2 separate regions of the Homo sapiens genome follow, and region 1 is linked to region 2. A link is an interaction called in ENCODE POLR2A ChIA-PET data of the cell type or tissue named here. Cell type or tissue: PC-9. All regions are shown on one strand. Each heading gives the region's core, and the rest is flanking DNA. Links, peaks and the distances in the headings are about the cores only. Region 1 has its middle 17 kb from the start of PKP1. Region 2 has its middle 19 kb from the start of ELF3.

What was found. ChIA-PET counts read pairs that join two places held together with the same protein. Peaks named below come from ENCODE experiments on the same cell type or tissue, not always from the same donor. Only the 100,000 strongest peaks of a DNase experiment are listed, where the experiment ranks them.
Region 1: POLR2A ChIA-PET joins it to region 2 with 11 read pairs; 1 of 35 experiments calls an interaction of 5 or more read pairs at or near these places.

What each region holds. Positions count from the first base shown.
Region 1 is chr1:201,264,309-201,268,703 of GRCh38, reverse strand. No RefSeq gene overlaps it. Among named protein-coding and RNA genes, the nearest start is that of PKP1, 17 kb to the left of the region's middle. In PC-9, for the core only: no CTCF peak of the experiment used is centred there; DNase peaks (open chromatin) are centred at 643, 1,763 and 2,753; H3K27ac peaks cover 2,056 bases.
Region 2 is chr1:202,027,471-202,031,865 of GRCh38, reverse strand. No RefSeq gene overlaps it. Among named protein-coding and RNA genes, the nearest start is that of ELF3, 19 kb to the right of the region's middle. In PC-9, for the core only: no CTCF peak of the experiment used is centred there; a DNase peak (open chromatin) is centred at 2,515; H3K27ac peaks cover 2,043 bases.

The sequences.
Region 1 (4,395 bases), core at 248-4,247, 760 kb after region 2:
GGCAGCTGGATCAGGATTCTGCGATGAGGACGAGCTTATCCCAGATAAGGCAGGCTGCCACGTCGAGGGTCCAAGGCCAGCAGACAGAGTGGAGTGGTGCAGGGTCCCTGCAGGCTGCTGGACACAGCCCCCTGCTGTGAGAAGACTGGCCATGTCCGCATACTCCTCCAGACCAGTTTCTTGTCACTAGTCAGCCCTCTTCGTTCCAGCCAATGATTCTCAAACTACAGAGCGTGAGAATCATCTGGCATTACTTCTTTTAAAAGGGACATTTCAGGAGCCCACCCAGGTCTGGGCTGGGGCTCAGGAATATGAACTTTTAAGGAGCATTCAGGTGTAGCTAAATAATTATACATGTTTTTAATCGTAGTAAAATATGCAAAACATGAAATTCACCATTTTACCTATTTTTAAGTGCACAATTGAATGGCATTAGTACATTCGCATTGTTGGGTTGCCATCACTGTCATCCTTCTCCAGAATTGTTTCCTTATCACAGACTGAAACTCTGCAGCCATTAAAAAAGAACTCCCATTTCCTTCTCCCACTAGTGCCTGACGCATCATCCTCTATGAATTTGACCACTCTAGGCAACTCATTTAAGTGGAATCAGACAGTGTTTGTCTTCCGGTGACTGGCATATTTCTCTTAGCATAATGTCATCAAGATTCATCCATATTGTAGCACATGTCAGAGTTTCCTTCCTTTTCTACTGTGTGGATAGACCACATATTGTTCACCCATTCACCTGTCAATGGACGGTGGGTGGTTTCCACCTTTTGGCTATGGTGAGTAATGCTGCGATGAACATGGGCGGACAAATCTCTGTTCAAGTCCCTGTCTTCAATTTTTGGGGTATATATCCAGACCCTTCTCTCGCGTCTCCCTCTGCCATTTCACCCCTTTTACTCCCATAGCCTAGAATGCTTTCTTCATTTCTATCTTTCAAGCCCCATTCTGTTTCCCTTGCCTTGTTGAAACCTGTCTAAATCTCACCTCCTTAACGCCAGCTTGGGAGGCAGCACAGTGGAGGGGCACAGGCTCCGGGCCTGGACCGGTGGGTCTGTGCACCTGTCTCAGACGCTCACCAGTCTGTGTCCTCGGACTACTTACCTAACTGCTCTAACTTCAGTTTTCCTAACTGCAAAAGGAGACGTGAAAACACGCTTGTAGGATCATTTGAGAGGATTCAGTGGGAAGGTCCATATAAAGTTTCTGGCACAGAGCAGGTATTTAATAAATGGTGGTGGTTGTTGGAATTTTTCCAGAAAGCTTTTCCTGACAGTATAGATATGAGATGTAGCACTTTGCAAAGCAAACTCCACACTCACAGAAGATGAGACAAATAAAATCCCCTCTCCTCAAGGAAATAACCCTAAGGTTTCTGCCACTGTAAATTAGTATAAGTTAGTAGCAGGTAAACTCTTGGAATTCAGCAAGTGATGTTTTCTGAGTAATTTCTATTTCTCTTGCCGTAATTTAAATACATTTTGTCTTGTTTTATCCTCAGTAAGCTCCCAGAACTGCTGCTCAGAATCCTGTCATTATTTTTCTAAATGCCTTTTAGGATTTAAGAACCTGATATATCCCCAATTTCTGACAATTAGAGTCAAAACCCAGACACCCAATTTTGTGTGCCTGTGGCAAGCCACGTACCAGGGAATAGCACCGAGGCTAGAGGAGAATGAAGCAGGTTCCTTGTTTCTGAGGAGGCCACAGGCATTCAGGCAAGACTTACATGCATGAGGCAATCTAGGGAACAATATGAGACACGTGTGACTCATCTGCTTTATATTAAAGCAAGTAGAGGGTGTGGACAGAGCTGTTCATGTTAGAGTAAGCAATATGAAAAGAAATAGCACAGCAACTATGAAAATATACTATGCAGGCAGGGGAACAAGAAGGAAGGAATATAGCCTGAAAACAGGTGAAAGAGTCCAAGCTGGAAGAAAACCTGAGCTGAAAACAGAAACAAATTCCTCACCAGTGTTTCATGTTTCAGAGTATGATAATACCATATAAATACAAAGACTAGATAATTATAAAACTGAATGAGATGAAGAGATTGCAGGGTTAGGAAAACAATTGGGAACTAGATGCAATTACACAGCTAATAAACTAGTTAGAAACAACATACAAGTCCAAAAATAGAATGGCTAAAGGAAAGGCTTGAAACCATCATAATCAATGCAGAGAAAAAAAGAGGCAGAGATTCAAGCAATTAGAAGATGGGAGGTTAGGAGGATAAAAGAAAGGAAGGGAGGAAGGGAGGAAGAGAGGAAGGAAGGAAGGAAGGAAGGAAGGAAGGAAGGAAGGAAGGAAGGAAGGAAAGAAGTGAGGGAGGGAGTGAGGGAGGGAGGGAGGGAAGGAAGATTAGCTAATATAAGAAAAATTAATATCCCTAAGTAGAAAACCATATAAATGAAACAGAAAAGATATTCAGGGATGTAACACAGAAAAAAAATTTTCTTCAATAAGGGACTGAATTTGCAAAAAAAAAAAAAAAAAAAAAAAAAAAAAAGGCACATGACATACCAGAAAAAAAATAGAAAATGGTCCACACCGACATATCCTGTTTAAGTTATTGAACTTCAAAGCATAAATAATTTTCAGGAGTGCAGGCAGAAAAGAAAAGTCATCAAAAGAGAGAAAACTCAGGTTCGACTCAGACATCCCATTCAATGCCCAAGTACATAAAGCAATGTCCACAAAATATTGAATGAGGAAGAGCATGACTCACAAATGTTATACCAGATAAGTTGTGTCAGATCTAAAGGCAGTAGAAGCATCTCAGACATGATAAGCCTGTCTTGAACACACAATCCGACACACAAGCCAGAAAACCATGAATTATTTGAGCTAACCCAGAGAACCCAGAGAATAAAAGGCTGGTGGTGAGCACTGCATTCATTTAAATATAGAACTGTTGCAGAGCAGAATAAAAATATGTAAAACTCCCAACAAAATGAAAATTACGTAAACAACAAAAATCAAGAGGTGGGGGAAGGGGAGATGAGATGAAGTACAGGGTGCTAGTTATTTCATCTTTCATAGCAGGGAGTCAGCCAGACTGAAATGAAAGCATACTTTTAAAAGTCAGTGACTACAGCTTCTTAAAACAATTTTGAAAAATGATTTTTCTTATCCATAGAGGGATCTTATAGGTACAAGTGTCTCATGTAATTATGAAACATTTATCCAAGATTGAATAATGCCTTCAGCTTAATCTTCCATTTTTTTCTATTATATGTAAGGACAAATACATTTAACGTTTTCATATTTTAAAAGTATGGGCCAGGCATGGTGGCTTACTCCTGTGATATCAACACTTTAGGAGGCCAAGGTAGGAAGATAACTTGAGCCCAGGAGTTCGAGATCAGCCTGGGCAACCTAGCGAGACACCCATCTCTACAAAAAAATTTTAGAAACGAGTGGGATGTGGTGGTATGCGCCTCTAGTCCCAGCTACTCAGGAGGCTGAGGCAGGAGGATCGCTTGAGCCCAGGAGGTTGAGTCTGTGATAAGCTATGGTTGCACCACTGCACCCCAGCGTGTGTGACAGAGTGAGACTCTGTCTCTATAAAAAATAAATAAGAGAATGTAACACATGACCCTATTCTTACAAAATGATTTATCTATTATTTATTTACTGACCAATGTATCTGTATTTATATTTTGAAATTTGTCAGGACTGATGTTTAGCAAATATTTATGTTGTTTTTTTCTGGGTGGTGGGATTTGGAGTGATTGCAAATTTTTGTGTTGCTTGAATTTTTATAATAAGCATGTATCAACTTGACAAAAATCACCAAAATCACTACCTAGAAACATTAAAGGAAAGGTTAAAGTGAGTGTAGTCCAAAATCAGTTCTAGAGCAGAAGGGGTGGGCACCACAGGCTGGCATGTGACGAAGGCTTTGGCCTCCCTCCGTGACACCTGTTGACCCTCTCCGACAGGGATGGCCAGATACAGAAGATAGCTGCTTGGAGGAGATGGAGTTGGAGCTGAGTGCTCGAGAGCATCTGTTTTGACAGGCATTTCATGAATTATCTTACTTAATTTTCCTAGATCTGTGGAGTAAGAAGTATGTACTCCATTTCAAGAATAAGGAAACTGAGGCCAGAGAGTGTCAGTAAGGGAAGTACATGCTAGACAGAAGCACAAAGCACAGGCACTTCTGGGAACTGAGAATGCAGCGGGAACTCTGACTGGCAGTGCTCAGACCTGGCCTCCAAGGGCAGTTGAGCAGAACTCTGGGGAGGAGATTATCCCAGTTTGAGTGAGGGAGGTTCCGTACAAAGGTTCTGAGTTGGGACCTTGTAGCTGTGTGTTTGAAAACAACAAGGCTTGTCTTCAGAACTAGATGGCAAGGAGACCAGACAGGGGAGGGAGCAA
Region 2 (4,395 bases), core at 82-4,081:
ACACTGATGTCCCTGACAGGGGCGGTGGCGGTGGGGGTGGTGGGGGGTGCCAGGTACAAAGCTGCTCCCTACAGAGAACCACCAATTTAGACTGAGAACAGTCAATGTGTCTGTTAATCAGCGCAGGTGCATACTCAGAACGGACAGAGGGTTGGATTTTATCAAGATTGTGGTTCTGCCAAGTGAGAAACACAAAGCAAAAGGGGCCAAGAGAGTTCAGGGTTTCTGAAAGAAAGTGATTGTAATGTCCGATCATAGAATGTAATCTGGGTAAAGAGGGGAGAGAAAACTTGAAGGGATGAGGGACAGAGAAAAGACAGAATGGTCAGTGGATTAGATATCCCTGTGAAACTGAAGGAGTGCTGGAGTTGTAATTCCACAGAGGTGAGCTATAAAAACGAGAGGCAGTGGCCAGAGTGAAATTGAGAATATTAAGGTGTTCAGTGTCTGGTAATGACAAGGATTAAGAGATGACCAAGGGAGTCTACAGTTGAATTAATGTGGAGGACAAGCCCCCTGAAGTCTTAACAAAGGGATTTTCAGTCACATCCTTGATTCATCTTTAGACAATGTTTCCTGACAGTGCCCTGGATCTTCTCTTTGCCTGGAAATGATTTCTTTTGTTTTAAGTCCATAGGGCATTTTTTTTTTTTTTTTCGAGACAGTCTCACTCCGTCACCCAGGCTGGAGTGCAATGGCACAATCTTGGCTCACAGCAACCTCTGCCTCCCAGGTTCAAGTGATTCTCCTGCCTCAGCCTCCCAAGTAGCTACGATTGCAGGCATGTGCCACCATGCCCAGCTAATTTTTTTTTTTGTATTTTTAGTGAGATGGGGTTTCGCCATGTTGGCCAGCCTGGTCTTGAACTCCTGACCTCAGGTGATCCACCCGCCTCAGTCTCCCAAAGTGCTGGGATTACAGGAGTGAGCCACCGTGCCCAGCAGGACTATATATATAGAGAAAGAGAGATAGATAGATAGATAGATAGATAGATAGATAGATAGATATAGAGAGAGAGAGAAGGTCTTGCTCTGTCACCCATGCTGGAATGCAGTGGTGCGATCATGTCTCACTGCAGCCTTGACTTCCTGGGCTCAATTGATCCTCCTGCCTCAGCCTCCCAAAAGGCTGGGATCACAGGTGCGAGACATTGTGCCCATCATAGCACATTTTTTTTTTTGAGACGGAGTCTTGCTCTGTCACCCAGGCTGGAGTGCAGTGGTGCAATCTCAGCTCACTGCAACCTCTGCCTCCCAGGTTCAAGCGATTCTCCTGCCTCGGCCTCCTGAGTAGCTGAGATTACAGGCGCACGCCACCATGCCCGGCTGATTTTTGTATTTTTAGTAGAGATGGGGTTTCATCATGTTGGTCAGGCTGGTCTCGAACTTCTGACCTCATGATCTGCCCGCCTCAGCCTCCCAAAGTGCTGGGATTACAGGTGTGAGCCACCGTGCCTGGCCTATGAGCGTCTTTTGACATTTGATACTATTGACTACTTCTACCTTGAGGTTTCTACTTCTTGGGTGTCTCTGACACCATCCTCCCTGGTTTTTGTTTTCTTCCTACCTAGTTGATCTCACCTTCTCAATCTACCAGCTCTTCTTTCTCCATTTAGCCCCTAAACATACAGAAGCTCTATCCCTGGACTGTTTTCCCCTGTATTTTTCTGTCCATTTTCCCTGATTAGTGTTCAAACCCTTGGCTTCAACTATCATTTAAATGCTTCAAGACCCTAAAAGCTACTTTTTGACCCAAGCCTCCCTCTGAACATATCTGCCTACAGAATATCTCAGGCCCCTCAAAGCGCAGTAATCAGATCCAGCCCCCAATCTGTTCTTCCTCCTAAGGACCGGAGCCTGGCCTACCCAGCCACATGTCAGACTCTCTGTGTTATCTTGACTCTGCCCTCCCCTTAACCTCTCACCAAGTCCTGCCCTTTAGACCTCTGTGATGTCTCCTGACCCTTTGCTCCACTCCAGTCCTCATCTCCACTGTCATTGCTGCCACTCAGGCCCTCATCCCCTTTTCTTGGGAACTGTAACAGCTTTCTGGGTGGTGTCCTTTCTTTAATACTATCCCATCATGCTACCCTCCACATTGCCATCAGTGAGACATTACCAAAAAGCTATTTTGACTCTGTTACCTTACATTTCATGATCTACAAATCTCTCAGCCTCATTTTTGGCCACTCCTGCCTGAAATGCTAGGCTCCTATCCTATTCAATTTCTTCCTGTCCTCTGTTTAAATCGTACCATTTCATGCATCTTGACCTTTGCACGTGATGTTCTTTCTGCCTAGGTGACCCCCATCTCTGTGCCCTGGTGAGTTCCTACTTATCTTCCCAGAACCCCCGCGCACCTGGTTCCAGAGTCTGTGTTCTTCTCTGTGGTTTCAGTGTCACTATAGATACTTTTGTCATACAATTATTCCCATTATGTGTTAAGCATCTGTTTACTCATATAACCTCAAGAGGGGAGAGTCCTCATCTTGGTTTCTTTTATATCATCAATGCCTGGCACAAAGCAGATTCTTCAATGAATCATCATTTTTAATGAAGGCATAGTATTCCATAGTAGAAATAGATGAGTCATACTTTGGTTAACTCATTCCAAATATAGACATGTTGTTTATTTTACTTTTTTTGAATTACTAATGTTTATTTTTCAAAACGAAGGAAGAATTTTCTTCTTTTTTTTTCCCCCGAGGAAACACCAATTTTAATTTAAAGAAAAAAAAATCAGAAAAATATCTGTGAGAATAATGGAGCAAAACAAGTCCTGAAAAAGAGTTCTGCATCTTGGTCATGTTTATTGGAAGAGCTTGAGAAAACTGAAAATACCATTTAGCTTAAGAAGTTGTGAGTTACGACAGGCGTAGTGGCTCACACCTGTAATCCCAGCACTTTGGGAGGCCAAGACGGGCAGAACACGAGGTCAGGAGATCGAGACCATCCTGGCAAACATGGTGAAACCCCGTCTCTACTAAAAATACAAAAAATTAGCCGGGCGTGGTGGCGGGCGCCTGTAGTCCCAGCTACTCAGGAGGCTGAGGGAGGAGAATGGCGTGAACCCGGGAGGCGGAGCTTGCAGTGAGCCGAGATTGCGACACTGCACTCCAGCCCGGGCGACAGAGCGAGACTCCGTCTCAAAAAAATAAATAAATAAAATAAAGTAATTAGCTCATCTAGGCCTAGCCTGATAAGATCCAGGGGCTCCTCTACAGTGTCGGTAGTGCGTTTCTGGTCTGCGTCGTCCGCCATGTTTCAAACCCTGCACCCTTTCCCGCCTCATTTTCTTCTTTTTTTCCCCCCCTTCCAACTACATCCTACACGATGTCTTCTTTTTTATTTTAACAGAAATACAGGCTTTTTGTAAAGGAAAATTCAGGCAATATGGAAAGGCATTAAGACAAAAGTAAAAATTATGCATCATATCATTATCCAAAGATAGTTGTTGTCATTAAGCTGATATCTTCCGCCCAGACTGTTTCCTTTCCTTTTCTTTTCTTTTCTTTTTGAGACGAAGTCTCGCTCTTTTCCCCCAGGCTGGAGTGCAATGGCGCGATCTAGGCTCACTGCAACCTCCACCTCCCGCGTTCAAGCAATTCTCCTACCTCAGCCTCCCGAGTAGCTGGGATTACAGGTGCCCGTCACCACACCAGGCTAATTTTTGTATTTTTAGTAGAGAGGGGATTTCACCATGTTAGCCAGGTTTGTCTCGAACTCCTGACCTTAGGTGATCCACCCGCCTCCGCCTCCCAAAGTGCGGGATTTATAGGTGTGAGCCACCATGCCCGGCCTCCCAGACTGTTTTCTTTTTTTTTTTTTTTTCTTTTCTTTCTTTCTTTCCTTTCTTTCTTTCTTTCTCTTTCCTTTCTTCCTTCCTTCTCTCTCTCTCCCTTTCTTTCTTTCTTTCTTTCTTTCTTTCTTTCTTTCTTTTTTTTCTTTCTTTCTTCCTCTCTCTCTCTCTCTCTTTCTTTCTTTCCTTTCTTTTTCTTTCTTTCTTTTTTTTTTTTTGGAGTCTCACTCTGTTGTCCAGGCTGGAGTGCAGTGGCCTGATCTTGGTTCACTCCGCCTCCCAAGTTCAAGCAATTCTCCTGCCTCAGCCTCCAGAGTAGGTGGGATTACAGGTGTGCATCACCACACCCAGCTAATTTTTGTGTTTTTAGTAGAGACGAGGTTTCACCTTGTTGGCAAGGCTGGTCTCGAACTCTTGATTGCCTTCCTTGCCCTCCCAAAGTGTTACAATTACAGGCATGAGCCACCTCGCCTAGCTCGAGACTGTTTTCTATGCATACGTATACAATAGTTATTTCTACATTTTAAAACCAGAATTGAAAAATACTGTGCATAGTGTTTTGCAATCAGCCTTTTTCACTTAACAGTATGTAATGAA